2 separate regions of the Homo sapiens genome follow, and region 2 is linked to region 1. The links are chromatin loops, found by intact Hi-C in ENCODE. Cell type or tissue: endothelial cell of umbilical vein. All regions are shown on one strand. Links, peaks and the distances in the headings refer to the core of each region. The heading gives the core; the rest is flanking DNA. Region 1 overlaps MID1 (midline 1). Region 2 overlaps MID1 (midline 1).

What was found. A loop is a pair of places that touch in the nucleus more often than their neighbours do. Peaks named below come from ENCODE experiments on the same cell type or tissue, not always from the same donor. Only the 100,000 strongest peaks of a DNase experiment are listed, where the experiment ranks them.
Region 2: it touches region 1 in a loop (2.1-fold over the local background); 1 of 110 quality-filtered maps calls a loop at or near these places.

The regions. Positions count from the first base shown.
Region 1 is chrX:10,545,974-10,562,563 of GRCh38, reverse strand. The region is part of intron 2 of MID1 (midline 1); the gene reads left to right. Among named protein-coding and RNA genes, the nearest start is that of MID1, 66 kb to the left of the region's middle. In endothelial cell of umbilical vein, for the core only: no CTCF peak of the experiment used is centred there; a DNase peak (open chromatin) is centred at 7,603; H3K27ac peaks cover 1,691 bases.
Region 2 is chrX:10,498,691-10,515,280 of GRCh38, reverse strand. The region is part of intron 3 of MID1 (midline 1); the gene reads left to right. Among named protein-coding and RNA genes, the nearest start is that of MID1, 110 kb to the left of the region's middle. RefSeq lists an enhancer at 5,674-6,543. In endothelial cell of umbilical vein, for the core only: no CTCF peak of the experiment used is centred there; a DNase peak (open chromatin) is centred at 9,390; H3K27ac peaks cover 1,375 bases.

The DNA of each region.
Region 1 (16,590 bases), core at 2,760-10,759:
AAGACAATTGCATATGGTCTCACTTATGGATGCAGTATGCTTTAAGAAATATTAGAATAAGTTTATTGTATCTTCAAAATTTCCATGAGCTCATTAATGTTTTCAGTCTGTGTAATCAATTAATGACTAGGAGAGGTGCACTTAGGCCTTCCACTCAGAGAGTGAAATTTTCTTTTTTTTTTTTTTTTTTTTACTTTAAGTTCTGGGACACATGTGCAGATTTATTACATAAGTATACATGTGCCATGATGGTTTGCTGCACCTATCAACCCATCATCTAGGTTTTACACCCCACATGCATTAGGTATTTGTCCTAATGCTCTCCCCCGCTCGCCCCACAACCCTGACAGGCCCCAGTGTGTGATGTTCCCCTCCCTGTGTCCATGTGTTCTCATTGTTCAACTTCCACTTATGAGAGAGATCATGCGGTGTTTGGTTTTCTGTTTCTGTGTTACTTTGCTGAGAATGATGGGTTCCAGCTTCGTCCGTGTCCTTGCAAAGGACATGAATTCATTCTTTTTCAGGCCTGCATAGTATTACATGGTGTATATGTGCCACATTTTCTTTATCCAGTCTATCATTGGTGGGCATTTGGGTTGGTTCCAAGTCTTTGCTATTGTAAATAGTACTGCAATAAACATATGTGTGCATGTGTCTTTATAGCAGAATGCTCTATAATCCTTTGGGTATCTACCCGGTAATGGGATTGCTGGATCAAATGGTATTTCTGGTTCTAGATTTTTGAGGAATTGCCACACTGTCTTCCACAATGGTTGAACTAATTTACAACCACCAACAGTGTAAAAACATTCCTATTTCTCCACAGCCTCGCCAGCATCTGTTGTTTCCTGACTTTTTAATAATCGCCATTCTAACTGGCTTGAGATGGTATCTCATTGTGGTTTTGATTTGCATTTTCCTAATGACCAGTGATGATGAGCTTTTTTTCTTCATATGTTTGTTGGCTGCATAAATGTCTTCTTTTGAGAAGTGTCTGTTCATATCCTTTGCCCACTTTTTGATGGGGTTGTTTGATTTTTTCTTGTAAATTTGTTTAAGTTCTTTGTAGATTCTGGATATTAGCCCTTTGTCAGATGGGTAGATTGTAAAATTTTTCTCCCATTCTGTAGGTTGTCTGTTCACTCTGATGGTAGTTTCTTTTGCTGTGCAGAAGCTCTTTAGTTTAATTAGATCCCATTTGTCAATTTTGGCTTTTGTTGCCATTGCTTTTGGTGTTTTAGTCATGAGATCCTTGCCCATGCCTATGTCCTGAATGGTATTGCCTAGGTTTTCTTCTAGGGTTTTTATGGTTTGGGGTTTTACATTTAAGTCTTTAATCCATCGTGAGTTAATTTTTGTATAAGATGTAATGAAGGGGTTCAGTTTCTGTTTTCTGCATATGGCTAGCCAGTTTTCCCAACACCATTTATTAAATAGGGAATCCTTTCTCCATTGCTTGTTTTTGTCAGGTTTGTCAAAGATCAGATGGTTGTAGATGTGTGGTGTTATTTCCAAGGTCTCTGTTCTGTTCCATTGGTCTATATATCTGTTTTGGTACCAGTACCCTGCTGTTTTTGGTTACTGTAGCCTCGTATAGTTTGAAGTCAGGTAGTGTGATGCCTCCAGCTTTGTTCGATTTGCTTAGGATTGTCTTGGCTATATGGGCTCTTTTTTGGTTCCACGTTAAATTTAAAGTAGCTTTTCTAATTCTGTGAAGAAAGTCAATGGTAGCTTGATGGGGATAGCATTGAATCTATAAATTACTTTGGGCAGTATGGCCATTTTCACGATACTGATTCTTCTATCCATGAGCATGGATTTTTTTTCCATTTGTTTGTGTCCTCTCTTATTTCCTTGAGCAGTTGTTTGTAGTTCTCCTTGAAGAGGTCCTTCACGTCCCTTGTAAGTTGTATTCCTAGGTATTTTATTCTCTTTGTAGCAATTGTGAATGGGAGTTCACTCATGATTTGGCTCTCTGCTTGTCGATTATTGGTATATAGGAATGCTCATGATTTTTGTACATTGATTTTGTATCCTGAGACTTTGCTGAAGTTGCTTATCAGCTTAAGGAGCTTTGGGGCCGAGATGATGGGGTTTTCTAAATATACAGTCATGTCATATGCAAATAGAAACTATTTGACTTCCTCTCTCCTATTCGAATACCCATCATTTCTTTCTCTTGCCTGATTGCCCTGGCCAGAATTTCCAATACTGTGTTGAATAGGAGTGGTGAGAGAGGGCATCCTTGTCTTGTGCCAGTTTTCAAAGGGAATGCTTCTAGCTTTTTTTTGCCGAGAGTGAAATTTTCAAGTCCTCTTCATAGTTCTGTCATTTTGCTTGCTTTAGGCCTTTTGAACCTATGTTATTAAGAACGATATGGCTGGGCATGGGGGCTCACACCTGTAATCCCAGCACTTTGGGAGGCCAAAAAGGAGCATTGCTTGAGCTTGGTCGTTTGAGACCAGCTTGGACAACATAGCAAGACCCTGTCTCTACTAAAAATAAAAATAAAAATTCAACTGGGTATGGTGGCATGTACCTGTGGTTCCAGTTACTCTGGAGGCTGAGGTGAGAGGATCATTGAGCCTGGGAGATCAGGGCTGCAGTGAGCAGTGATTACACCACTATGCTCCAACCTGGGTGACAGAGCAAGACCCTGTCTCAAAAGAAAAAAAAAAAAACCCACAATGAAAGTTAATATAGGTTTTTTGAGAGGTCATAAAAAATTAATATGTGTTTAATTAATTAAGGTAATATGAACAGTAACAGTCCCTGCCTTCATGGAGCTTATAGTCTAGTAGGGCATTCCAACAGCTACTAAATACTTTCTCTGTTGATGGTGGCAGGAAGCACATTGTGCCCAAAGCAAAGGTACTGACCCCAGTCCTGAGAGATGGAGAAAGGCTTCCCAGAAAAGGGATCACTGCACCTACCATTTCCAAGCCTTGTATTAGAAAACAATATTGAATTTACTAGATGTCTGTAAAATCCCTGTTATCAGTTATTCCTTTTTAACTTTTTACCACGTATGATGTTCTTTGTGTAACCCTATATAGTTTTTCAAACTTGTTCACAGTAATTCCCAGTTGATTTTAATCTAAAATACAGACAGACTATATGATGTTTCACCATGTGGTATGTGAATAACTCAGACACATGTCTTCTAAAATGTTGTAATTTTATGGAGTTTCACCAGTTCCAACTGACTCCAATATGCAATTCTGTTTGTACTAATTTTATGGCAGCATTTGTTTAGTCTGCAATATAGATATGTATTTTTTTCCTTTTATCTTTAGTTGGACACTTAATAATTGCACATATTTATGAGATATAGTCTGATATTTCCAAACGTGTATACAATGTGTTGAAATGTATATTTTTTAATAGTTTCCATGTGATTAAAATAAGATTTCCAAATATTTGTAAAATGTATTAAAACTATATTTTAATTTTGTTAGTTTGGTACAAGGATATTTATGATAGATGGAATAAAAGAAAGCATCTCCAGGCATATGTTCTTAATGGGAAACTCAAGGCAGCTTCCTTTTCCTCCTCCTCACCTGTCTATTTTCTGGATGAGTCCTCTCTCAACTCCTTCACCTGCAGAGAGCAATGTATTATTGCCTAGTGATTTATTATTGTTGGAATCATTCTTGGTAAGCTCAGAGAGTTCGAAAAATGCACAAACAAGTACACATGGTACCTCTTCATCATGTGGCTGTGTAAACGTAATTCTTGGGCACCTTGTTAACGTTCTTGTGCTATATTTTACTCGTCTATAAAACAGGGCTAATGTATAGTACTTACTTTCACAGAAAATTGGGAGAGCAAAATAAAGTGTTTCATGTGCCTTAGCATTGTGCCTGGCCTACAGAAAGCCTGCAACACATGTCAGAACGACTGTTAGAAACTAGGAGGCAGAATGTGTAATGGTTAAGTGTATGGACATTGGATGTAGACTGACTGCCAAATATTTTTTAACCACTGTCTTGTATTATGTGTATGTGAGATAAGAGTATATATTGTTGCTTTAATGTGTTTTGTAGTTTTGTTTCTAAAGCACCTGCCAAAGGGCAGAGACGTGACAATTAATAAACACTTGTTGATGGACATGTGCAGAATTGATGCATTAGACGAGTGTTTTGGGATTCGGAGGAGGAAGAGATGAATCTGCTTTTGAGTAGACAATAAACCTTGCTTCAGGGTGGTGGGATTTAAGCTGCTTTGACAGATCTGTGGATTATGCATCAAAGAAGAGTGAGGTGCTCTGCAGGAGTGAGACCAGCAGAGACCTGTCGGTAGGAATAGGCAAGACAGCTTTGGAATTTTAGACAATCCTAACTAGAGCACAGGGTGCCAAATGGGGAGCCAGGAAAGAGGATGTTGGAAGAGTCACCTGGAGGGAAGGTCTTGAAAGTCTTTAAATGCAAGGTTAAGGGTTTAGGCCATTTTTACCATTTTCTATAGAGTAATAGTGAAGTGTTTTTTTTTTTTTTTTAAGAGAGAGAGGTTAATGTATATTTTCTGAAATAAATTTCATGTGAGAATATAAGAATGGATAGGGTTACTGTGTTCATGGAAGAAATAAAAGGGGGAAGAGACATTCACATTACTTTAGATTTTGTGGTCTCTCTTTTAATTGGCAGAAAGAAGTAGTATCACAGGTCAAAAACCACCACCCTGTCAACAGAAACATGTAAAATTGTGAGATTCAAGGTCCTGCCCCTTAAAACTAGGAAGAAATAGGAGATGTCGTTGCTGATTGGCTCTTAGGTACAGACACAAATGTGATTCTTTTCCTGCTTTTCTAGTGCAGTAAGACACAGTGGGGACAATGCATGGTTATTTCTTCTGGCTTTTTGATTCACAATAAGGAGAATGCTGTTCAAACCTCCGAATGCCCACTATAAACCAAAATAATGTTTTAGAGCCAGAAGCAACCTTGGAGCTCATGTCATTCCATCCTCATTCTGCAGATGAGGAAAGTAGGGCTGAGAGTAGTAAAAGAAGTTTTCCGCAATGACCTAGTGGGTTAGTGACTCTGAACTAGGACTAGAGCACAGTTCCCAGCTGTCCAGTTTTGTGTCTTTCCTGCTACTTCCTACAGCGGTTAACAGTGCCAGCCAGCACAGGCAGGATTGCCTTTTGAGTGGTTCTGAAATTTCTGAGGTCTCTTCTGAGGTTTTCAGGAGTAAACACAATGATTTTACGGTAATTTTTAAACGCCTGCTTGGCCTGGCAATAAACCAGCATCATGGGTGTAGGATGATGCCTTACCATGCTGTCTGGGAATTATTGCAGAGATGTGGCTTTGCAATGATGCCTCCAGGGCCACCAAAATAAGTTGCCTAGAAGATGCCCCCATGCTGACATTTTCTATAGCTGAGCCAGTGTAGATTTGGCCATCTTGAAGGGCCAGACTTCATGCCTGGAGCTGTGTTCATGTACATGGACCCAGACAACCTCGGGGACACTGCAAAAGAAAGCAGAGTTAGGACAGTGATGTCAATGAGGAAACAAAGGAATTGTGGTTGCAACTTAATGGGCTCACTAATTCCCTTCTTAGGATTATTGTTTTCCTGAATGTCTTAATATATAGATTATTCTTAGACTGGTAAATTTTTTGACATTGCCATAAAGTGGGCATGAGTAGTCTGAGAAACTGAATGTGGCTAAAGATTTAATTTATTTTCAGTATGTGGCATAAACATTCTGGAAAAATCTGATACAAATGCAATTGTAAAAATCCATTTAAAACTTAATCACTTTATATTCTGGACTTTTGGGTATGACACAACGTTGTTGCGTACCCATGAGGTATGGACTTTAAGCTGACAAAGGAAAACACATTTTGCATGTCGCATCAAAAAGGAAAATGCTTGTAAAGTGCCGAGCATGGTGACTGGCACATAGTAAGTGTTGGATGTACACGAGGTATTATTTTATCTGGGCATTTACTGTTACAATAAAACCTTCATTGGTGTAATCCAATGGTGGATTTCTTGACAGTATCATAAATTACTCAGTGGTTATAGGGTTGATATGTGTTTCTGGCTGACATGGGAAACTTTGAACAACTCTCAAGGGAATTATAATTGGGTGGAAACTTTGATTTGTCCTTTCTAAACCAAGCTAAGTAGTGAAATGGACTTTTAAGAAGCAGTGAGTGGTGAATTGAAAGAAATGGCTTTAAAAACAAGGCCCAATTTGAAGTCTGGGGATGCGGGTGGCAGGGGTGGAGGGGAGCGGCTCTTTCATGTTTCTGGTTAATCTGATTGGATCAGCACCACAGGTGCCATCAGAGCACCTACAGCTGTTTCCAAGAAAAGAAAAGCTGGCATTGGTTTATACTATGGCTGTCACATTTATACACATCTAGACAGATGAGGAAAAGATGGGTGACATGATACACAGTAAGCCTAGACTAGTCAGACGAGCTCAGGGGGCTAGCTTTCTTTTTTTTTTTTTGTAGGGTTGCCTTTGGTATGTGAGTAAATGATGAAGCAAGTTGGCCCTGGGCTGTGTGTTAGCAGCTGTCTCTCTTAGAATAGGAAGAGGAAGGAACTTCGGTATCGACTGGGGCTGGAGGAGGAGGAAAGCGCTGAAGTGAAGGAGCTGTACAAGAAGGCAGCTTCCAACTCCTCCACTGTAGGGGCCCTGGGGTGTTTTGTTCTCTGTGCTCTCTTCTGTGCCAGTTGTGCAGGGTGCCTAGAATAGCGGTATCATCGTCTGCCTCCTCCCTTATATCTCTTTTGCTATTTATTGAGGGGGAAAATCCGGAAAATATGGTTTTTATTTTTATTTACATTGGGATAGACTAGGTTCTTATTACTGAAACAATATGGAAATCATGAGCAGCTTCTATTCCTTTTGTGCCTTTATAAATATTCTTTTCCCTATCTGCTTTATCAGATCCTGCTTTTAAAAAAAAAAGAAAGAAAAAACCTTATTTGTTTACTCAGGGAATATTTTATGTAGCTACTATGAGATAAACACTGAGTAAATTCTGGGAATGCAGAAATGAAAAACAAAGATAAGTCGTTGCTTCCATGGTCTAGAGCTCATTATAACATGTAATAAGAATATATAGACAGGATATGAAAAGAGCTCCATGGAGCTCAATCAATGAGATAATTTTTAATGTGAATAATAATAAAAAACCACTGACTTCGGTGTTGATATCTGGAAATTGCCTAATTCCAAAAGCTGAAGTAAAAATACATTTCAATAAAAAGCAACATTTACAGAGAACAGTGACATTCAGTCATTTGGAATTGCAAATTCCACTGTTCAGTCATTTGGAATTGCAAGTAAGGGCAAAATATGAAGACTCCAATCCATGAAAAAAGCCGGCTGGATGCTTTCTTATGAAAGGTCTACTGTTCGCGGGCTGGACTGCTAGCCCTTCTCACGTGCTTTCCTCAGAGGTCTCCATTTCCTTCCTGAACAGGGCTAATAGGTCAGATAAATATCCAGGCTCACAAGCAGTTTATGTCATTTCCACTCTGAAAGGATCCATCCCTAGGAAGATATTATGGGAGCAAACTTGCGGAAGTGCTATTGTGTTAACCAAGCCAGCTGGTGGGTTTGCTTTATCTGTTATGGAATTTTTACCAACTTAGGTGTTAGGATGAATATCCTGACCTGGTAGAGTGTTTATTTCCCCCTTCTTTGACCCTTGACACAGCTGTTTAGAGCTCAGTCACTCTTGGTTGACATGGTCAGATTCAAAGCCAAGAAGAGTGAAATGGGCAGGCTTTTAGACTCACACACTGAGTATGGCCTGTGTGAGTGAGTCTGAAAGATCTAGGAGACATGGGGAAGCCGTATGCACTTCACTTAAGGAGCTTGGAGGGAGATGCTATTTTTGCCTCTGGATTGCTGATTTAAGCTCTAGAGGGTCCCAGCAAACAAGGGCCTCACTTATTTATAGTGTCCAGCTTGTTAACTGGTTCCAGTAGCTCTTTCATTCTAAATACCCTGACTTGATCATTACAGATTCTATGCATGTAACAAAATATCACATGTACCCCATAAATATGTACAAATATTATGTATCAATAAAACGTTCATCTGATAACATATTAGGCAAGGCCATAGGGCTGCTTCCATACCTCTAGAAAACTGCCTCGTAGGTCAGGGCTGAGTGGTAGTACAGGAAGGTGGAGTAATCTGTCAAGATGCTGCTTTAAGTTGTTTTGAGATGTGGTTCAAGGGTGTTTGTTGATCAAACACCAAGAGCTAGCTATTACCAAGAATAATAACTAGCATTTGTAAATCTCCAGATTGACAGTTTGCAAAGCACTTTCAAGTATTATTTGATCCTTGGAACAACCACGTATCTCCTGCAAAAATATGGGAATGATAATACCTGCTCATTAGGGATCTTGGGAGGATTAAATGAGATAATATAGGTCCAAGTGTCTAGCCTAGCATTTAGTGGGTGGGAGCAGCTGGGTAAATAGGAACCATCTTTAACAATGCAGAACATGAGGCCATGGAAAATTCAAAAGCATAACTGTAGTCAGATGACTACGTTTTGGAGCTCAGACCCAGGGACCCCATTTTGCCCTTGACTAATCGTCACCTATGATTAAAGCAGAAACAACTATGGTCCAAACATACCACCCTTAAAAAATTAGCGAGAAAGAAAGAGAGAGAGTTTGAGTATGGAGAGAGCAAGTATTTTTGCCTTCACTTTTGACACACAGGCTCCCTGGACTGAGCAAAGAAGTTCCCTTTGAAGTGGTGACTATGATTGAGGATGAGCTAGTTTCCACTCTAATATAAATAAAGAAGTAAAAATACAAAGTTGAAATATGGAAATCCATATGGAATCATTTTATTTACTTACAGCAATATTGAATTATCCAATACTCAATAGTTTCTCTGTACCTAAGTGTTAACATAAATGAATGAATCTCTGATGATCCCTAAAATCATTTCATCACTTGAAATGTGATTATTTACTTACCCTGGCTAAAAATGTAAATTTATAGTCTTGGTCTATGAGTTCAACATTTCAAATTTCTTAAGAGACCAAAACGAGTTAATATTCATATTTAGTTATTCATGCCAAAGCGTGGATACATATAAAAATGATCACCATGTGTTAGTCAATAATAAAACTTTTTGATCTGTTATCCATTCCTCTTTCTAGGATCGCTAATCAGTCAGAATTGTAGATTTAAATTGGTTTCTAAAACAAAGATATCTCAAACATGGTTGTGCACAAAGCCACTCAGGGTTCATACGTATATATATGTGTGTGTGTATACATATATATATATATTTTTTTTATTTCTTTTTTTTTTTTTAGATAGAGTCTCGCTGCATAGCCCAGGCTGGAGTCCAGTGGCGTGATCTCGGCTCACTGCAACCTCCACCTCCTGCATTCAAGCAATTCTCCTGCCTCAGGCTCCCGAGTAGCTGGGATTACAGGCATGCGCCACCACGCCCGGCTAATTTTTGTATTTTTAGTAGAGACGGGGTTTCGCCAGGTTGGCCAGGCTGATCTCGAACTCCTGACATCAGGTGATCTGCCCGCCTAGGCCTCCAAAAGTACTGGGATTACATCATGAGCCACCATTTATAAGATTCAGCAGATCTGAGACAGGTTTAGAGTCTGATTTCAACTTGTGTCCTGGCGTTGCCATTTTAGAATTGTGCGAACTTAAGGGAAAAAAAACAAAACTAACTTTTCAAGCCTCAATTCCTCATCAGTAAAACAGAGGTAATAATTCAGTAATAACTCCATAATGCTTGTCCCCTAGGAAGCCCTGGACAAAGGATAGTGGTTCCTCTTTCCATCACTATTGTTATTCCTTGAATGCCTCTATCTTTACCCCGTTATTCTAAATTTTAAGCCTTTTCTGTAGTTATATGGACAATGCAGTTGGCCCTCCATATTTGTGGGTTCTGCATCTGAGGATTCAACCAATCGTAAATCAAAAATATTTGAAAAAAAAACAATTAAAAAAGATAAAAACACAAATAAAAAAGTATAACGACTATTTATTGTATTATTAATTATTAATAATTATTGTATTATTATAAGTAACCTAGAGATGATTTAAAGTATTGCAGGATATGGGTAGGTTATATGCAAATATTATACCATTTTATATCAGAGAGTTGAGCATCCATGGATTTTTGGTATCTGTAGGAGGGTCTTGAAACCAATCCCCTGTAGATATTGAGGAATGACTGTATATGTTCTTATACAAAGTCAAACAATACAGTTTATGTAAGTGAATCCTCAGTCCTTCCAGCTCTTCCTCTACCAACTCTTGATTATTCTTAAAGGATCAACTCAAATCTCATGGAGGACTACTCTAATTTAACTTTTAATAAAATTATCTGATCTCCGACATTCCCTATTTTTTTTTTTTTTACCACTCCTTCATAATTGCATGCTGTTTGTGTATTATTTCATATTCTTTGGGCCGGATTCACAAAGGATAGGATAAAGTAATACCATGTACAGTGGCTTACGTTTGTAATCCCAGAACTTTGGGAGGCTGAGGCAGGAGAATCGCTTGAGCCCAGGAGTTCAACACCAGCCTGGGCAACATAGTGAAACCTTGTCTCTACAAAAAAATAAAAATAAAAAAAAATTCCAGGCATGATGGCACACGCCTATGGTCCCAGTTACTCTGGAAGCTGAAGCAGGAGGATTGCTTGAGCCCAGAGTTGGAGGCTACAGTGAGCCGTGATCACACCACTACACTCCAGCCTGAATGACAGAGAAAGACCCTGTCTCTAAAACGTTAAAAATGTAAAAATAAACCTACTTTGGGCATAAGTCTTCCCTCCCCAATAGTGTTTCAATTTCTCAAGCCCAGTGGCTGTATTTTGTGTTCTTTTATATCTGATTACTCATTTTTCAACAATAAGAGCATTCTGAAAAGCTACAAGGTATTTTATCAGTAGTAAATAGTTGTTGAAACCAGTTGAAAAAGGCTGTAATGATTTAATTAGATTACAGTCTGTATTGTGTAGGTAGAAGTTGCCCATCAGATTAAAAAAAAAGGAAAATCCTAGCCCACCAGCCATTCTTTCAAATTTTAAATACATAGTCAAGCAAAATAATGCCTTTCAGGTCTCTGCACACCTTTCTGAATCTACAAGTTTCTTCTCAATGATTTCTTTCAAGAAAGTCTTATAAAGAGACCATTTGAATTTTTAAAACTTTAATTCAGGCAGCAGTGATCAAATATTTGTGATTCACAAAGGATAGGATAAAATAATACCATGTACATATACAATCGGCCCTCCGTATCTGTGGATTTCACATCTGTGTATTCTACCACCCGAGGACTGAAAATATTCAAAAACAATAAATGGTTACATTTGTTTGTACTGAACATGTATAGACTTTTAAAAAATCTCTAAACAATACAATGTAACAACTATTTACTAAGCTTTTACATTGTATTAGGTATTATAATTAATCTAGAGATAAAGTATATGGGAGGATATACATAGGTTATATGCAAATACTATGCCATTTTATATAAGGGACCTGAGCATCTGTGGATTTTGGTATTCATAGGGGTCCTGGAACGAATCCCCTACAGGTACCTCGGGACGACTGTATATATTTTGTGTGTGTGTATTTTCTTCCCTATTGCCTCAGAATAGAGTTTAATTCCACTTTGAGACAGGATGGTAAGGTATCATGAGGACCATAGGGTAAACTTAGCAATATACAATTGCTTAGTTTTCGAAACTTGGGAGAGGAAGGGGCTGCCACTGGCGCACAATGGGTCAAGGCCACGGATGCTGCTAAACATCCTGAATGCACAGAACAGCCCCCCAGACAGATAGTCATCCAGCCCCAAATGTCATTGGTGCCAAAGCGGAGATACCCTGAGTCGAAGCAAAGCATCTTTGTTAATGACATAAGAGAAATGCTCAGTTTTACTCTTACAGACATTTACTTGTTTGTGTGACCCCTAAACCAAATCTACTTTGAGATGTAGAGAGCTGAGACATTGCAGAACTCCCCTCCCGCCATCTGCAGATGCCCTGAGTGGCAGCCTGGCAGCCTGGCAGCCTGGAAGCAGCCCCAGAGTTCTTTGCACAGCGGGCTTCTCTCACCCATGCCCCCAGCCCAACTCTGAGCAGTCTGGGCCCGCACATGCCAGCCTTCAGGCTGTTTCAACAGTATTTAAACCTCCAAAGGCTTATGAAATATTCTTTAATCCCTTCCCAAAACATGATTTAGGTGTATTTGATATTATCTGCTATCCCCTAGATTTCCTAGTGTTTGCAGCTTATTTTCAGGACTACCTTCCAGGTGTAGCCGTCTGTGTCAGAGACAGGAGAGCCTGAGGCTTTCCTCCAAGTGGGGAGTCTGCAGAGAACAGGCTGGCAGCTGAGACTTTCGCCCAAATGGCTTATATTTGATGTATAATAGTTTTAATTGTGATATTATTAAAAGTGAATTATTTCCATAGATCAAAAGTTAACTCATTAAATCTGTTAGTCTATTTTAAGTTGGTCTTCCAAAGGAACCATTTATATTTATATAGCATTGCGTCTTTATCCTTGCAAAACTGTGGATTCTAAACTCCTCAAGTCAGAGACTTGGAATAGCATAAATCAGATGTGAGTCTTCATTGCTGAGGCTGAATTTATTCAGTCATAATTTCCAAGCATTTGTTCCTGCTGGAAGGTACTACTTATTTCACAAGAAGTTCATGTCATGAAAGCGCTGAGCTCGAAGGGCCATCACGCATATCTAGTCCAGTGGTTCTCAACCTGGCTGCACAGGGATTACCTTGGGCAGAAGCCCAGCCCAATGGGACAAGATCTTCTGGGGTGCAGCTCAGGCATTGGGGTTTCCCCAAAACTACCCCAAGTGATTCTAATGTGCAAACTTGGTGGAAAAAGTTTATTCTTTTCCAATTCCTCAGTTACAATGAGTAAACTGAGGGTCAGATTAATTCATAAAGGCAGAAGTCAGCAAACACCGTAAAGGACTAGCTACTAAATCTTTCTGGCATTGCAGGCCATATGGTTTCTGTGGGAACTGCTCAAAAGCAGCCATAGGCAATTCAGAAACAAATGGATGTGGCAGGCTGCCAATGAAGCTCTATAAAAATAGGTGACTGGCCGGATTTGGCCCATGGGCCATAGTTTGCCAACCTCTGGTTTAGATCTCACAGTTGGTTAGTAGAAACCCATATGCTAGGCCACAGATAGACTAACCTTCAACAAGTGATCTTCCTTCTACTAGATGCAGTTTTCCTGTTTGAAGCAGTGTCTATAACATACCCAACTTCTGTAGAGGTTAAATAATAATTATCTTTATGTAAGTTAAGGCAAATATCTTAGCATAGGTACTCATAGTCTAGAGCGCAGAAATTTTCATTATCTGTGTCTTTATGAGAGGTCTGCATTTTGATGGTATTTACCAAATTTAAAGTAATAATCACAGTATATGTGTTTTACTAAAGTAATAACCCAGACAATAATATTCCTATCCAAGAAATTTTTTCAGCTAGAAAGTCAGAAAATGAGACAGCGTGATCAGACCACCAAAGCAAGCAAGAAAAAAAAATCAGCTAAGAAAAATGGAGATCTGATTTTCTTTTCACCCAGTAAAGGAATCAGTTGAAAATCTCTTAATTCTTCCTTACTGTGCTGATGACTCATGGGGAGATACTTTATCTCAGATTTCTTTTGAATACATCTGAGTAAATTTGAATATGAATTATATCTAATAGCTAGAGATGCTTCCTACGAGTCCTTGGGAAACAGCATGGACTAAGGCTGAAGAAGTGGAAAGAAAGCCATCACAATTAATGTGGAGAGTTATGTGTTTGGTACTTATGAAACTTTGGGTATTTTTCACTGTTTGTATAGCCTTTCTTCCAAAGTACACTCATAAAAATAGGGTTCCTGAAATGTTAAAAAGCCACTGGATCTGGTCATTTTCCTTGGAGATTAATTTATCTCTATTTGGCAATTACTTCGTATCTATGTTTTTCAGAGAAAGTCACTCTACCTCTTCCCTTTTTTATCTAAATAACACATTCAATAAAAGTGCTTCATGTCCTGAAAAAACAAAACTGTCTTATTTACGATTATAAAATGGTGTTCAATCAATGATTTCCCTGAGGGGATAAACACTAGAGATGGAAAAACAAAATCAATTTGTTTTTCACAAATTGACATCCCTCTGTATGATGCCATCATTGAACTGAAGTTATTGAAAGGGGCCTTATAGAGAGGGCACCATAGAGGGAAATCATAGAGAATAACATCATAGAGAGGGGTATCATAGAGATAATAACTGCATGGAGAGGAGCCTCATGGAGAGGGAGCTTTGAGAGGGGACATGGAACACACAGTGGTAGATTAAAATAATCCAGTAATCAATTTGGCCACATAAATAATAGTGATCATAATTTATGAGGGCTTCCCATACTAATTAAAATATGCATAATAACAACAGTTCATTTTCATAATTGTACACTTAAGTCATGCTATTTTTTCTCTTTTTGCCTAGTTCTATGGTATGTGTGATCATGGCCTTACAACTTTTAGAAGGTACTGGCAAATGTGGTTGCAGTGAACTGTTTTTCTCTGAAGCTTTCTGCAGTAATCCTCCTGGCATTATTAAGGTTTCCTTAATCATACTTGGTTAGAGGTGATTTGCGGTCCTACCAACCTTAATTTGAATTTTCTCTCTGCCTCAGATAAGCTTGACTCTGGGGAGGTTTCTGAACATCTTTAAATTTGAGTTCCCAAATTATAAAGTGGGTTCAGCAATGACTGCTTTTCATGGCTTATTTGAGAATATATGAGATTGTGCTTTAAAGGATTGAGTAGAATGCCTGGTTTGTTCATTAGTTTTTTCTTTTCTTTTCTTTTCTTTTTTCTTTTCTTTTTTTCTTTTCTTTTCTCTTTCCTTCCTTCTTTCTTTCTCTTCCTTTCTTTACCCTCCCTTCTTTCCTTCCTTTTTTTTTTTTTTTTTTTTTTGAGACAGAGTCTCACTCTTGTTTCCCAGGCTGGAGTGCAATGATGTGATCTCGGCTCACCGCAACCTCTGCTTCCTGGGTTCAAGTGATCTCCTGTCTCAGCCTTCCCGAGTAGCTAGGATTACAGGCACGTGCCACCATGCCTGGCTAATTTTGTATTTTTAGTAGAGACAGGGTTTCTCCATGTTGGTCAGGCTGGTCTCAAACTCCCGACCTCAGGTGATCCGCCCGCCTTGGCCTCCCAAAGCGCTGGGATTACAGGCATAAGCCACTGTGCCCGGCCTCCTTCTTTCTTTTTTGAGACAACATCTTGCTCTGTCTCCCAGGCTAGAGTGCAGTAGTGCAATCATGGCTCACTGCAGCCTCGACCTCCCCGGCTCAGCCTCCAGAGTAGCTGGAACTACAGGCATGTGCCACCATGCCCAGCTGATTTTTGTATTTTTTTGTAGAGATGGGGTTTTTGCCGTCTTGCCTGGGCTGATCTCAAACTTCTGGGCTCAAGCGATCTTCCCACTTCAACCTCCCAAAGTGCTGGGATTATAGGCGTGAACCACTGCACCTGGCCCCCAAAACTTTCAATGATGACAAATTATTCCCTGTAGTACCATTACTATTATTCTACCCTTTGGCATAACATAGCCTAGGCTGCATGTTCTGTCTTCTTCAAGGAAGTGTCTATGATTAGGAGAAATGCAAGAGGGAGGAACATACTGGAGGATGATTTTATCTCTCGCACATATGTGAGGACAGCAACACCTAAGTTTGCTCACTCCACCCTAGTAAAACTTCACTACTGGCTTAATCCTTGATTCTTGAGTCTCAGTGGGGAGTCATTTTCTAGTACTGTTGAGAGTTATATAGCCCTAAGGGATTTTATGAAATAAAGTGTTCCCAAGGAGTGTTCTAGAAGATGAGTGATATGAGTTAATACCAAGGGTTTCTTCTGACAGGGAGTGTTAGGTGATAAGACAACTGCTGAAGATTGAACTGATCTTTATCCAGGGAAGTTCTGCACTTGAGATTGTCTTTATAGGACAGGCAACAGGCATAAAAAAAAAGTGCTATAAAAATAGGTTTGTTTGTTTCACAGTATCATTGAGAAAACAGCTATAAAGAAGATATATAAAAATATATAAATCTATCATGTGGTCATTAAATGCCAGCGACTTATTGAACGATGATTTATAAATGGCTGAAATTCAAAGAATTTTCATGGAACCAAACCAAAGCATTTCAGAACATCTTTCGTTCTTTCAAAATTGAATCAACTGTTCTTCATTTTACAGCTTCTAAATATTGTTTGTGTGTGTTTTTGCTGTTGTTGCACAGGAAATAATTTTTACCTTAAAATATTAAAAACTTTTTTTTCTAAATAATAAACTCCATGCAGTAAAAGGCAACAATCAGAGAGTGTAATGCTAGAACATTTCAGGCATGCCCAAAATGCCCATGGCAGGATGAAGGAGGCAACCTCATGGGGCCCAGCCATTTGTCTTGTAAAGTCTTAAACTACCATAGGAAATCCCTGTAGGATGTTCTATTGTGTAAGAGTTCCATTTAAAATACATTGGCAATATCCTAAAAAAAAAAGCAGTGAAAA
Region 2 (16,590 bases), core at 5,597-13,596, 50 kb after region 1:
CTGTAGAAGACTTTTCCAGTAATTCACCAAGCCCTAAAAGCATTCATTTGTAAACTTTGAAATAATGAAAAATCACTGGGTTAAAAAGAAAGATGAACCATTTGTTTAATTTTGTTGTGCAGTTTTGTAATGCCAAAGCATTCTCTCTCCGTAGAAAACTTGGCAATGGCTTCATCCGGAGTCATTGGATGAAGACCAGCATGCAAACACCAAACGAGCTATTTGTGTCTTGTGAACGTGTGTCTGATCTTGGATGAAGTATATCCTGCTGGGGGCCGACATGAATGTCCAAAGTTATAATCCATTTTCACTTGCAGATGAGGGTCAGATTCCCACCCGATCTGACCCCCTGTGAGAATGCTTTCAAGGTATAATTAGAGTCAGATTCTGGGCCTCATTAAACCACATCATACAACCCACAGTCAGCTCTGGCTCTCCATGTAATAGGCTCTAGAATTATGATAATGTGATAGTGCAAATATGGTGGCTTTCAGAAACTGGATTATGACGAGCCACTATAATAATGGTTGATTTCCCAAGTTCACGTCTTAGGATTCCCATGACAAAGGAGAAAAGAACTGTTGGTCTGCACAGAAATTTATCATCTCTGGAGAAGATTTGTTTTTACTATTGCATTTGAATAATGTCTATTCATATGCAATAGTAAGACAGTTGAAACAGTTTACTCTACCAAGTTTACTAAAATTGACAACTCATGAAGCAAATGTAGTTTTTCTTGGTAGAGGTTAAATTTAATTATTAAAGTATCTAACACATACTTGAATGTCTCCCTTTGGATTCAGTGCCCTTGACTTAGAAAAATTTGATTCATAACAGGCATTGGATCCTGTTTCTTTCTTGGGCATATTCATAAGGAGTAATGAGAAGATATCAGCAAAAATCTTTGAGTATTTTGGAATGAGATTAATCTTATGAATAAATGAATATAAGGCTTAGTAAGCTGGTATTACTTTTAGAATGACATTCCCAAGTTTCAGTTTTGAAACTTTATATAAAACATTATCCAAACCTTTCATCGTCTGCAAATCTTTCTAGTTTGGGTGGTATGACCTATTGCATCATATACAGAATCCTACCTAGTGGCTCAGATTGGAGTATGAACACTTGTACGTGCCTCTGAAGACAAACCCTCTAATGTTTGAATTTGGTAGTGCAGATTTCCAAGGTTAATACTTAAATGTGAAGCAATAGGCCTTAATTGGAGGCCCAAAGGCTGAGCATTAGAAAGTTAGAGAGAAAGTGTGCTTTTTTCTGATATATCTTATTGTGCTCCCTCCCTCCACACAATACAAGAATTCCTTATCCTGTCTCCATTACAGTATTCCACACACAACCTTCTTTACCTGGAAATATTTACTTGCGTGATTGACTAGAGCAGCAGAGATGTTTCTGGCATGATATAAAGAATAATAGGAACAGGTAGTGATACATTTTTTAAAATAGCCATTGTTGGCCAGGCACAGTGGCTCACGCCTGTAATCCCAGCACTTTGGGAGGCCAAAGTGGGTGGATCACCTGAGGTCAGGAGTTCGAGACCAGCCCGGCCAACATGGTAAAACCCCATCTCTATTTAAAATACAAAAATTAGCTGGGTATGGTGGCAGGCGCCTGTAATCCCAGCTGCTCGAGAGGCTGAGGCAGGAGAATTGCTTGAACCTGGGAGGCAGAGGTTGCAGTGAGCTGAGATCACGCCATTGCACTCCAGACTGGGCAATAGAGCCAGACTCTGTCTCAAATAAAGTAAAATAAAATAAAATGGCCATTGTTATTTCTAACTCAACTTTTATATGAGATGGTCTTAGCTGGATGGTTTCAGGTGAAAGAGTCAGAGGGGAATGGAATGATTGCAGGTGAGAAGGTAACTCTCAAGTAAAAGCTTTGGTTCACTTATTGCTCCCATTCATGACATTCAGAAACAAGAATAATCCTAACAATCAATCCACCATTTTGTTACTGAACCAACCTTTTACTTCTGGGTCTAATATCTAGTTTAAATTATTTTTCTCAATAAATGAACATAAAATTGTCTTCCAATGACAATCAAGTTGAAATTATCTCTGTGTATAAAATAATTACAGATTATGAAAGAAGCCAGACATATCATTTTTTACCTGATTCGGTTGACTTCTATTTTTAATTTGCTAAATTAAATGTTGTAGGAAAAAATGAAGAGCTTTGTTCTAATTTTGAAATTCCACAGCAAAATAATTGAGTCATGCATATAAAATGTCCGTTAACAAGAAGACAATTGTAGTACTGGTTATTTTTGTTTGAAATAGAAATATGAAATTTTAAATTCAGCTATTTAAAATGCCCGAGGCTACCATGGAATGTACAAGGCTCTCAGTGAGGAGCAACACAAAGATTTTTACAACCAAGTGAGGTAACTTCTTGGCCTAGGAATTTATGATAGAGCTTTTACTATGCTTTTAAAAGTATTTTCCCTAGATATAACATCAAGTTCATATATGTAAAGTCGTGAAAACTATATAGTGGTCTAATTCTCTGACAAGGCAAGCTTGGTATTGAGATGTCATAAGTTCATTCAAGGAAGCCTTCTGTCAATTTCCATAGGATTGGGAAGGTGGTGCCTTGTCCATCTTTGCAGGTGTTGGAAGGGGAGCATTATTGCATAGATCTGTTCCAGTTTCACAGCAACACATAGACTGTAGTGTAAAGAAAGAAAAAGTGATAGGACTTATGTAGATATGCACTACAAGCAGTTATGACCATGACCAGCTCTTACTGTCACTTCCTGATTTAATTATCCCAACAGTCTTTTGACATAAACATCATTCAAATAACCACAGATACGTGGCCTGAAGCCAGATATAACAAGAATCAGCCAGTAAAGAAATAGGTTGAATTTAACCAAGTAATAAGTAACTGGAGTTGTTACTGAACCCAAACCAGGTGATTAGAAAGTTAGATTCCCAGGGGAATTCTCATTACAAGAACCATCTTATCAGATAGGTAATTGGAAACCCTGTTAAACCCACCATAACAAAGGCTCAGCAAGTGTACATCTGCAGTGCCAGTACAATCAGTGAGTCTTCAGTTCTTATGAACGTTCTGAAATCTTTTATTATTAACCATTGACCCTCTAACCTCAACTTCTTTGAGATGATAAATTTGTTTCCTTTAGTAAATAAGTAAATTCCTTTTTTTCCTCCTTCCCAGGAAGTTTGAGATTCATGTATAAAGATGAAGAACTAAATAATACTGGCTGAGCCACCCTAATTTGAAAATCCAAAATCCGAAATGCTCTAAAATCCAAAACTTTTTCAGCACTGACATGACGCGAGAAGAGGAAAATTCCACACACAAGTACTTAACACAAACTTTGTTTCATGCACAAAATTATTGAAAATATTGCATAAAATTACCTTCAAGCTTATGTGTATAAGGTGTATGTGGAATGTAAGTGAATTTAGTGGTCAGACTTGGGTCCTATCCCCAAGATATCTCATTATGTATGTGCAAATATTCCAAAATCCAAAACACTTCTGGTTCTAAGCATTTAGGATAAGGGATACTCAACCTGTAGCATAAAATCAATATTTTGGGTTATGACTGGGTGCAGTGACTCACACCTGTAATCTCAGCACTTTGGGAGGCCAAGGTGGGAGGATTGTTTGAGGCCAAGAGTTTAGAACCAACCTGGGCAACATAGCAAGACCCTGTCTCTACTAAATAATTAATTAATTAACCAACTGTGAGTGGAGGTTCTTGCCTGTAGTCCTAGCTACTCAGGAGTCTGAAGCAGGAGGATCACTAGAACCCAGAAGAAGTTGGAGATTACAGTGATCTATGATTGTACCACTGGACTCCAGCCTGAGTGACAGAGACAGAGACCCTGAACTTAAAAATATATATATATTACAACTTGGGACTGAAATATTTGTTTGTATGTTAATAGTTCATAGCATTTAAGATAATATGACATATTACAGAAATTTGACAGATTTGCTTTGAAATGCTAATTTGAAACACGTAATTTTTTTTTTTTTTTTTGAGATGGAGTCTTGCTCTGTCACCCAGGCTGGAGTGCACTGGTGTCATCTCGGCTCACTGCAACCTCTACCTCCTGGGGTTCAAGTGATTCTCCTGTCTCAGCCTCCTGAGTGGCTGGGATCACAGGCACCCACCACCATGCCCAGCTAATTTTTGTATCTTTAGTAGAGATGGGGTTTCACCATGTTGGCCAGCCTGGTCACGAACTCCTGACCTCAAGTGATCTGCCCGCCTTGGCCTCCCAAAGTGCTGGGATTACAGGCATGAGCGACCACGCCCAGCCTAACATGTAATTTCTTTTAGAACTGTTATTTTAAGTTGGATCTGTAAGATAGTTTAGGTTTCAAAGCAATATTGCAATGTTCAAAAAACCTTAGGTTTCAGCATTTTCTTTTTTTTTTTTTTTTTTTTTTTTGAGACAGAGTCTTGCTCTGTTGCCAGGCTGGAGTGCGGTGGCGTGATCTCGGCTCACTGCAACCTCTGCCTCCTGGGTTCAAGCAATTCTCCTGTCTCAGCCTCCCAAGTAGCTGGGATTACAAGTGTGCACCACCATGCCCAGCTAGTTTTTGTATTTTTAGTAGAGACCGGGATTTCGCCAAGTTGGCCAGGATGGTCTCGATCTCCTGACCTCGTGATCTGCCCACCTTGGCCTCCCAAAGTGCTGGGATTACAGGCGTGAGCCACCACGCCCGGCCTGGGTTTCAGCATATTTTTTAAGTTTAGTTTATTAGATTTATAAGAGCTACTTAAGGACTTGGGAAGGTATAACGTGTTAGGATTTTAATTTTATCCTGTTAGCATTTGAAGTGCTTATAAAGTAAATCAAATGTGTTAAATTGATAAATGCAGTTTAAAGTGTTACAGGAGTAATCTGAACAGTGATTCCTCATAGGGGTGAGGATTGACCTGAAGAGCGGCTCGAGGGTACTTTCTAGGGTGATAGAAATGTTTTATGTCTTGATTGAGCTGTCGGTTATCAAAATCCATTAAACTGTCCCTTAAGATCTATGCATTTCCTTGCATGTAAATTTTACCGCAATTTAAAAATATGTGTGTAGGAACTTAATCAGCTAATGTATAGACAGAATTGATTGTTTAATGGAGTTGAGTCTATTCAACTTGAGTTAATCAAACATTGATTCAAGGACTCCCGAGAGTGATTATTCTTGGTTTCATAAAATTTATTAGATGTATGAATAGAATAATGAGATCATAATTTGAACTTAAAAGCTTAAGGGAAACTACATAGTGAATTGTTGACATAGATGCAGTTCTTGAACAAAAATCTTGATGGTCTGTAAGTCTGTGTCTATTCCTTCTCCTAGTTGGTTGGACTCCTGGGTAAATAGGACAGTCTTCCTAGTATGCTGCGTTTAGCATGCAGCACTTGACTATTGATGAGTGAATGGAACACCTCTAGAGGCCAACTACATCATCCTTCTGTCCTCCTTGTAGCACTAGCTCATTTGCATAGATCAGCATGTCCGATAAGCTCACACCTTGAAGGGCAGAAAGGACCCTTCTTGAGAAGACTGTACACAGCACTGTGTTTTTATGACAGCAAACCTCAGTAGCCACAAATCCCTGGAGGATCAGTAATGCTAGTGCACACAAGGAGCTCCCTCCCAGCCTGAGGGCTCTGCCACCCAGGTAGGGCTAAGAGGATGGAGTTGACAAAGGGAAGTCAAAAATGAGAGAGCTGTCCATCAGGAGTGTTGCTGAGCCCTGAATAGAGATCGATCGAGGTGGGTCTTTCCTTCCCCCTTATTATAAACCTGTACCTTTCCTTTTATTCTCTAGGATACCTTCTCTATCTTTTCTGGTTTGCAAAAGAAAAAAATAGTTAGATAGTCACTTTGAATCAGGCTTGGGAAAACACTTATAAATAATAATTCCACACATGTAAGATGGCTAATCAACCTAGGTCTGAAAATGACTTAACAGGAAAACATTTTCAATATCAGTCTCTCATGATTCCCAAACACACACACACACTCACAAACTCACCACAACTTCAAAATTAGCAACCAAAAGACATCTAAATGCTGTGATCTTTCCTTTTCTCTTCCAGATCAGATTAGCTTTGCTCTTCACTGTCCTTTTGTCAAAGCCCCTATTGTACAGCTCTCCAGTGTCCTTCCTGCCTGCCCTTCTACTGCCATTGTAACTTTTACCAGCCCCACTACCATTTCAGAAGAAAACTCCAGGAAAGCAAGTAAGCATGGATAGCTTTAAAGATCAATGCTGAAGGCCCACTAAGACCAGGATACAAAGGGAGTCAATTAGAAAAAGGTGGGGGTCAAGGAAGAACTCCCCACTCCCAAGTTAAACTCCTCAATTTGCTGTTTTGTTTTAGCCAGACTCTATGGAGCTCAGTCATGGCTAGCTCTCTGCAAATGGCCCCCAAAAGGCTTTTCACAAGGGGCAGTAAGATATAACTGGCTTCGGTATTTCTGTCTCCCCATTCCCAGATAACCAATTCAAGATGCATGCCCACTGTACCCTGCATGTTGTTGAAACAGAATTTTAATTTCCTCTGTCTTGCAAAAATGTTCTTTTGCCTCTCTTCCCTGGTGCCTTTTCTCATCTTCCTCACCCCTGGGTTTCCTAACTCTGTCTTGCCTACTCTGATCTCCAAAGACCAGTCTCTCCTTCATATTTGGCATGAAACCTTCCTCAGCTACTCACACAGTAATTGCCTCATTTCTCAAACTCTCCAGAGTCACATCATCCAATCAAAGTACTGTGTAATGTGAGCCACATATGTAATTGAAAAATTTTCAAGTAATCACATTTTTTAAGTAAAAATAATCAGGTAAAATTAATTGTACTAATACATTTTATTTGACCCCGATATATTTAAAATGTTATCATGTCAACATGTAATCAATGTAAAAATGATTAATGTATGCATTTCATATTCACAGCACATCTCAATTCAGACTAACCATATTTCAAGTGCTCAAAACCACAAGTGGCTAGTGGTGGCCATATTGGACCACACAGCTCTAGAACTTCTGTAGCCCATGGTTTAGCAGTTAATTATGTGTGCACTTGGCATGTTCGCTGCTTGTTCTCTAGTGAAGTCATTCTTTCTAGCAGGCCAAGTTCTGTTTCTACCACAGGTCCTAGCATGGTGCTTTGCACATTGTGGGCACTCAACAAATCCCTAAGATTTGCTTCATAGATGATCCCTGTACATTGATAGCATCTTCCTCATTCATGGAATAACAAGAATGACCTCATCTCCTCTCACTTTCATTCCTTAGCTACTAACACTGTTGCAAAGATCTCTGGAAACCGGAAACTTTGGTCACCTATACTTTAAATGGAGAGAGAAGTAAAACTTGCTGCTGAGAAGCAAGGACTGCATAGAAGGTTTAGTTTGCTGGTAGAATCAAAATAAGCACTGAATGAAGATGTGTGTGGTTCCCAGTTTTATAAATAGGTTTTGCAAGAGGAGAGTGTTTGCTTCTTTGTTTTTGGTGCGAAACATTTCTTCTTTTAGCATGTTATCTGAAAGTATTGCTGCCAAAGGGATGATTTGCCAGAGAAAGATGGTTTCTGTCCAGTTCCTTCATATGTCAGGCATAACCTCCAATTAATCTGAATGAAAGAGTGGGTGCCCATGCAGACAATGCCAACAAATGCCCCTGTAGAGAGGACACATACAGATGCCAACCTGAAATCAGACACTGGCTACTGAAACAAAGGATTGCTTTAATTTTTGCAGAATAAACTATTTTTTTCTTCTGCTTTTCACGAAGTGGCCCTAAAGAATTCCTCTTGTTTGTGGTCTCGAAAAAATTAGAACTATGCCAATGAGGCCTGCCTTTAAGGGTTCTATTAAACAATAAGAAGGCTTTGTTCTTGGCAATAAAATTAAAGCAAGCAGTGTTTCCATTACCTGGCAGGCTGCCCTCTCCCTTCCCACAACCCTGACCCCGATCCTGACAAACCTCAACAGACCATTCTGTTTCCCAGGTAGGAAGGTTAGATGGTAACATCTGTCAGGTTTGTTTATAGAAATATAGTTGACCTTAATGATAATGTATAAAGAGGGAGAGATGGGGGCGGAGGGGGGAGGAAAAAAAGGGGGTAGGGAGAGAGAGGGACACTTCTCCAAATAATCCTTAACTCAAGCTTTAAAAAAGTCAAGTTTACTGCAGAGGCTTCAAGTTCTCAAACCATTGTTCCAGAAAGACAATAATAATTTCACAATGAGTTGAAATGATGGAAGTTAGGAGTCACTAGATGAGGAAATATACATTTTGGTCTGACACGCTAGATGTCACGTGTTTTCTTTTTCAGGGAACTTTGCCTACCATTGCTCAAACTTAGACCCACTTACAGTCAGTTGCAAATGAGTGCTTGTAGGTAGATTGTGACCCTGAAGTCAGGAATGACCAAGGCCAGTACAGAAAGCACTGTCCGATGCAAATTCTGTTTAGCCCCACAGTTAGTCACAAGTCATTGGAACTGAAAAATTGGATGACTGTGATGCCAGCTCTCTCTGTCCTCCATGAGAGCTCAAAATGGTTATATTGTAGTCTCCTCTAGTGTAAGAGCTCCTGCCTACAGCTGTCAAGGCCATACCCATATTGCACTCACAGGTCCTATCTCCCTGGCCTGGGAACTTTTTCTGCCCCTCCCAGGACCAACTAATTCCAAAGGGAAGTTAATGCCTACCTTCCCCCAACAGCTTTCAACCAGCTCCTGATGGGAGATGTTACATAAATACTCTGCTTCTTCCCTATTAGCTGGAATGTTCTGTACTGTTTCCCAGAGTTGCCCAATGGGGTTAATCTCCAGTTGCCCAAGGTGGTCTTGGTAAGTCACACTTTACTGGCTTCGTAGTTGTCCCTGTTTCACTTCCTACCCAGTACTGGTGTTTTCTGGCAACAATTTGACCATCCATTCTTGTCTCATATCCTTCTTGGGGAGGATACAACTGCCAACCATGTCTAAAATGAAATGATAGCACAAGTCTCTTTTTCTAGTCATGGCTATAGCTCACATGTTCAATTTCTCTAAACTCAAGTCTCTTTCATTGTGTTTGAATAAACGTACATGTGAATCACTGGACATCAAAGATATTTAAAAATCAATCTACTCACTTCTCCTGATATTCTAGAATGACAACAACAGGGCAAGATATTTCATAGATATCACTTGTGGGTGCGTCATGAAGGCAGAACAAAGCTTAACATTTTCCAGTTGTACCTCCCAGTTAAGTTCTATCAGTGACGTAATCACGTGTATTTCACTCACTGTACGGAATACCAAAGAGCAGAAACCCAATGTTCATTTTCCAGAACTTTGCAGAAGCAGATGGCTTCTATACCTGAGTAACTGAAACCCAAAAAGGGGTCCAACTCAGTATTTTTCCAGTACATCACTTTTCAGGAATCATGGCACAACAACTAAAAGGAATGTCACTTAATGAGAAATAACATGTAAGATTGAAAGTGATTAAGGTAAAGTCATAGAGTAGAGGTTTCCTCTTTCCATTAGAAATAACTTCCCTTCCCTTAAACACGTCACCTCCATCTTTCCTGGCACTCCATTAATGGTCATCTGCTAAAAGTTATTGTTTACCCTCTGACCACAACATCAAATGCCAAACACATTTGTTGAAAATTATTTAATAGAAATCGCTACTTTTCAGAAACTTTATGAAAAAGACGTGATAGAGACAAACACCCATGGCAGGTTAAGTAGATTTCTTTTCATTCAGTGTGCCCAGCCCAAACGGAAGGGTGTGAAGCATTTGTTTTATAAAGTGTGTAATTAATAAGAGAAAGGAAGGGAGGAGTTTATTGTTTTTCAATGAATTATGAGCAACCCCTTCCATTCTGCTTCTTCATTTTGGAACTGCTTCTAACAAAGTTACCATTAAACACAAAAAGAAAAGGCTGTGATATTGATGCCAAGAATATAAGATTGAAGTCAGTTGAGTGTAGCCTAGGAAAAACATTACAGAAGGAGTAACATTTATTATAATTGTGACAGAAGTCAGCAGGACATCATGGGGAAAGTGAAAACCATACCGCAAGTATGTTGTCATTTTCAAATTGAAATTCCATTAATTCAGTACTTGTAGCTATTCATGCCTTAAAAGAAGAAAACTAATATTTATTGAGCATCTACTATGTACCAGATTGTTTACAGATATTTTCATCAAAAGTATGCAAATGAGGAAACATTCTCACAGAAATTCAAATATTTTTCATACCTGCAGTCCTCTGAATATAAAGTCCATGATTTTTCCTTTATGCCAGAGGTCAGCAAACTGTGACGCTCATGCTAAATCTGACTGTTTTTGTAAGTAAAGTTTTATTTGAACACAGCCACGTCCATTTGCATCCGTATTGTCTATGGCTGCTTTCACACTACAATAGCAGAGTTGAGAAGCTGCAGCAGAGACCGTCTGGCCCACAATGCTAAAATAATTACTATCTAGGCCTTTACAAAAAAAAAAAGTCCCCCAACTCCTGCTCTGTACCACGGAAGAATGTTCTCTACCCTTCTTCTTCCCCCATCCAAAATTGCATCAGGAGGCAGCCTTCAAGGAACCCAGTTAGGATTTAAAAGTAGCTTCAAAAATTCTGGAGTTAAGCCTCATGTTATAGCTTCCAAAGCTATTATTTTGATGATGTAGATGCATCAAAGTTTTGATTCATGCTAGAAAGTCCTCAGGTAACCAGCACAGGCTGACTGGTCCTAGAACCTCTAGTTTTAATTATCTATGGACATTCCAGATAAAAAGAGTTTGTTAGCAATAGTGATCGTTCACATTTATGTAGTAATTATTACATGCCAAGCATTTGTCAAGGGCTTTTCATGTTTTCACTCATTTAGTTCTCACCACAGTCTAACCCAGGGGTTCTCAATCTTGACACTAGTGGGATTTGGGGATGGACCTTTCACTGTTGTGGGGGCTGTCTAATGTGTTGTAGGATGTTTAGCAGCATCGCACCTGGTCTGCCAGGTAACAAATGTTATTTTCCTCATTATGCAGGTAGGGAACTTGAGATGTAGATAGTTGAAGTAAATGCCCAATAACATACAACTAGTAAGCAATAAAAACCTGGTGTTTCAATCCCGGGAAGACTTCCTCAAGTCCCTGAACCCCAAACCACTGCCTCCATTAGCCCTTGCTCCCTCTAAATTATTTTACCTGTTTGAAGATTTTGCTTTACTGAAAAACTAACAGCGACATCAACAACATCGTGAATGGCCATGTTCTGTATGCTACTATTGGAAGTAAAACTCCTTTATGTGAAGTTTCAAAGTTTTAGGCATTAGCAATGGCATTTTTTGCTAGGCAGTTTTATTGCCTTATTACAGTTGTATTTCATTCATAAGAAAGAATTTAATTGCTCTACTCACCACAGTGTGTTGCCATTTTTGATAGTGTCTTGCTTCCTTGTCCAGCACTCAAGCTTCATAATCTTAGAAACCTCAAGAAAAGAGGATTTATCATGAGGTTCCTCGGAGCTATTTTTTTAGTCCCATAGCAAATTCCCATCTGGATAATCAATATGTAGAATTGATCTCCTCTGGTCCAAATAATTTTCCACTACGTCACTATGCTAAAGCAGGATTACATGTAGCTTCTAGTTGTATCACTATATCACTGCTATTACTTCCCACCAAAAGCACTTTATGAAAGGATTCCATTTTTAATTTTTCTGAAAAGCCTTTCTTGGAGTTTAAAAAGATTTGATCAAAAATGTTAAATATTAAATTAACACATTAAACATTAAAAATATTGTCCCGTACTCTGGTTTGTCCTCCAAAGACAGAGACCTCAGGAGCCAGGCCATTCTCTCTCTCTCTCATTCACTTGAGCCAGGTCCACAAGTATTTGACTTTGGTGTGAAAGAGTTTCAGAGTGAAGATTACATATAAACATATCAGATGAATTACGGTAATATTGTCTGCTGTTCCTCAATTCTCCTTGGCTCAGTTTTATATACAGACTGAAGTATTAGAATCCCTTTCATTGTTCCTCTGGCAGCTCTGTCTAACTTTTGCCCCAGAGTCTGGAATGTTCATCACAGCTGTCTTTGGCAATAAAACCCAAAGCACCCTCATATCATCATATTTCTTTTTGCACCTGGTCAGTGGTACACAGCGGGGTGTAGAGCCCACTTGCATACAGTTTTCTCCCTGTACCCTCATCCACAGGCCAAATATCAGCTTATATAAAGCTCTGTTTTGTTTCAGTTACTTCAGCCTTGGGCAAATTGGAATTAACTCCTCCAATGTTTTTCCTTTGGAGTGAGATGGGATGGTTATGCCACATTATGTAGTACCACTAACCCCTTCGAATTTGGATGCAGACTCAAAATTACATATTCTTAGTTATAGAGAAAAGTCCTTTTGAGTCTAAACAATAACAAGAACATCAACCTAGCATCATGTATAAAAATGTTTCAGCCTTTCTCAAGATCACCTTAATTTGTGACCTTGGAATGGAAGGTCACATTTATTCACCGTGGCATGAAACAGCTTTTGTTTTTGCCATGAGGCCGAATCTAGGCAAACTTGTAAAGTAGACATTTGTCTTTTAAACTCCCAACTCCTTGGTAATGGTTTCAAAGATGGCAAGGTTCAGAATCTTAAACTAAAGGGTTCACAGTTTGATGGTGCAATTTCAAGAGTGCAGTAATGGTGGGCCGGGGTGAGAGAGGCACAACTCAAGGGGTCTACCATTCTTGCGGAATTCAAAGTGAATAGTAGCCTCCGGATTTGTGCAGTGCAGCAACCCTCTTCTCAACACCCAGAAATAGAATATCCTGTCTCCAACACGTTGGGGTTATCCTGTCCCAAGCTTACTTCAGTGTTTCCGTCTGTGTACGAATAAGAAGTGATATATCAAGTCAGTGTGTCATTTTCACAAGAGGAATTATAAGGCTGTATTCTGAAAGTCTATGGATGGCTAACTTATTTCAATAAAGCACTGCAAAGTGAGAAAATGAGAGTTTCTAAAATGCATGCTAGATCAATTTCACCTGTGAAAACTGGCCAGATATTTTTTTTCCTTCACTCATGCTCCATCCTAAGAGTTCCAAATATTTCTAAAGATTTTAAGCCCACACATGTCTGAAATCTAATGATGTTTATACTCTGCACTGAACATCTCATTTTGCAGTTGAATACAAGTCAAATTAAAAGAGCCAGGTTTTAGAAATAATACTTAAAAACCACTTACAGACTGCTAAAGAACATTTCACAGACACCTAGTCCAATTTCTAGTATATGTATGTAACTAAATCCCTTTAATGTTTATACATATATGACAAGGAAAAAATATTTGTCCTCTTTACCCCACCCATTCCTCAAAACACTGTAACACTATTACACCATAAAACTTAGCAGGGAGACTTTGGGCGTTGCTAACCAAGTGCCCTCGAGAAAATAGCTAATCCATTTATGTCATCATTAACTAATCTGGGGAATGATTACGCGTAACTGCATTTCTAGAAAGGGAAGGTAAACCGTGCACCCAGTAGCAACTTACATGGGACTGCAACTGATTATTGGTGGCAGATATGAGCATTAATGAAGCCGAGTGACCCTCAATGCTGAATTCCATCTCAGGACTAGGCAGGCCAGATATGATTGTTGTGCTTCTACATTCACATCATTATTCAATTTTGTAATATCTCTTTCATCAGACTGTAAAGGATCAGAAAGTCATTGGCAGAGAGAAGCAGCAGTATTACCCTAGGAATAGGAGAAAGTGGGTCAGCAACTCCCTACAGGCAAGACTGATGGGGAGAAGATGCATTTCAAGACGCGAAAGAAAACTGACTCTAGATGTAGAGAAGGTATGTGCTGAGCAGATGGGTGAGGTCAAAAATGAGATGAGGTGAAAGTGACTGAGTTTCTCATACTGGTGGGCTAATGTGATATTTGCTCATGAGTGTACTTGAGGTGAGAAAAAACCATAGTATTGAGGAGCCTAGCCTGAGATCTCGGCTCACTGTAACCTCCGACTCCTGGGTTCAAGCGATTCTCCTGCCTCTGCCTCCCGATTAGCTGGGATTATAGGCATGCGCCACCACACCCAGCTAATTTCTGTATTTTTAGTAGAGACAGGGTTTCATCATGTTGGCCAGGATGGTTTCAATCTCCTGACCTCGTGACCCGCCTGCCTCGGCCTCCCAAAGTGCTGGGATTACAGGCGTGAGCCACCGCGCCCGGCCAGGAAGGCCTAATTTTAAGCTGTATTTCATCCTGAGAAGTCAAGTGCCCCATTTCCAGTGTGGTCCAAAGGCAGGAGACAGTAATTACCCACCACTGGACATCATTCCTAATTATCTTCATCTCACTCTTGCCGTTAGTTTAGGGGCCAAGGAGGAGACTGATGGCACAAAAGTGGAAAGAAGAGTTTGAACTTGTTTTCTGCATCCTTAGATTGGCCCTCCTCAGAGCACTTCCATCAGCCACAATGATTTCTGAATCAAAAGATGTGAATCAGAAATGAAAGCAAAAATCATAACCAGGAGCTGCTAGCTTCCAAACCAAACCTGGGAACTAGAAACACCAGAACATAACTGCAAGTAACCAATAAACCCTGCCATATTTGAACTAATAGAAATTAATGAGAAAGTCCAATCAAATCGTTAATTCTTTGTTTAAGTGACACATGAAACAGCAAAACTGTGGAAAACTTCTTTGTAGTAGAAAAAATTCTGAAATATAGAATAGTATTTAACTTGTTTTATTGTATCTTTTGGAATATAAGAATACTAGAGTTACAAGAATTTGGAAATTCATCAAAGTAGAAAACAAGATTCAACTTCCCTGGTTTCAAAAGGAAAGCTAAATCTGTATTCTCTGAAAGATCTAGGAAAAATACTTGGCCTAAAATGAATAGATCCTGTTCCCAAATTTCTAGGAATTTACATATTGGGGTGATGGTGATTGTGATACCAGTTTTCTCAAAACACATTTGCCTCAACAAGGAAGATTTCAGCCCACTTTTTTGGTAAAGCAAACATATCCATTCTGTAAATCAAATAGTCAAAATTTGGATTAAATTGAGCCCCATATTACAATGGCAACTGGGATACTTTTTCTACCATGCAGTAACTCAACTCCCAATGATTGTGAGAGTGAATGGACCCTAAACTAAATCATAATCTGTTTACAAAATCCCTTCTCAATGCAGACAACAGTACCTCAGATTTGTCAATGGCTTCATAAGTTTAGGTGTTTCTTCATATATTATTTCATGTATTCACCACAATAATTCCACACGGCTAAGAGAGCAGATATTATTCAGCTCATTTTACAAAATAGGAAAACTCATAAATGGAGATAGCCTAAGATTTTCCTAATGTCACCATGTGGGTATATTACACACCACATTTCATTTCACAGCCCGTACTCTAGAATTAGCAGTGGGTTCTCACTGGACTTAGTCAAAGCCAGAAGAGCTTGAAGTGTGGAATATGTTAGTGACAACATTAAAACTTGAGGACCTCACAATGTGGTCAATTGATTTTTGACAAAGGTTCTCAGACACTTCAGTGAAAGAAAGAATAGTCTTTCAAAAAATTGTGCTGAGACAACTGGCTATCCATATAAAGTTAGAAGCCTACCCTCACACCATACACAAAACTGACCTCAAAATGGCTCATAGACCTAAATATAAAATATAAAACTTATAGAGGAAAACAGAACAGTAAGTCTCCATGACCTTGGGATAGGCAATGGTTTCTTAGGTACGACAACAAAAGCACAAGTAACAATAGAAAAGTAGATAAATTAACTTCATTAAAATTTAAAAATGTTTTGTGCTTTAAAGGGTATCATAAAGAAAATGCAAAGATAACCCACAAAACAGGAGGCAATATTTGCAAATCACATATTTGATAAGGGACTTGTATTCTGAATATGTAAAGAAATAATACATTCTATTAATTAAAAGACAATGACCCAATTACAAAAGGAGCAAAAGATCCGAATAGTCATATCTCCAACATAGATACACAGATGTCCAGTAAGTTCACGAAAAAGATGGTCAACATCATTAGCCATCAGGAAAATGTAAGTCAAAACCACAATGAAATACCACTTCACACCCACTAAAAATAAAATAAAATTAAAAAGACATACGATAACAAGCATTAACAAGGATGTGGAGAAATTGGAACCCTCATGTATTTCTGATGGGAATATAAAATAATGCAGCCACTTTGAACAATAGCTTGGCAGTTCCTTAAAACATTAAACACAGTTATGTGACCCAGCAATTCCACCCCTATATCAAAGAAAAATGAATATATATGGGCACACAAAAACTTGTACATGAATGTTCATATCAATATTATTTATAGTGAACAAAAACTAGAAACATCAGTGTGCATCTATTAAAGAAGAGATAAAAAGTGGCCTGTTCATACAATGAAATATTATTTGGCATAGAAAGGAATGAAGTACTGATAAATGCTACCACACAGATGAACCTTGAAAACATTATGCTAAGTGAAAGAAGCCAAACAAAAGATTATGTATTATTTGATTCCATTTATATGA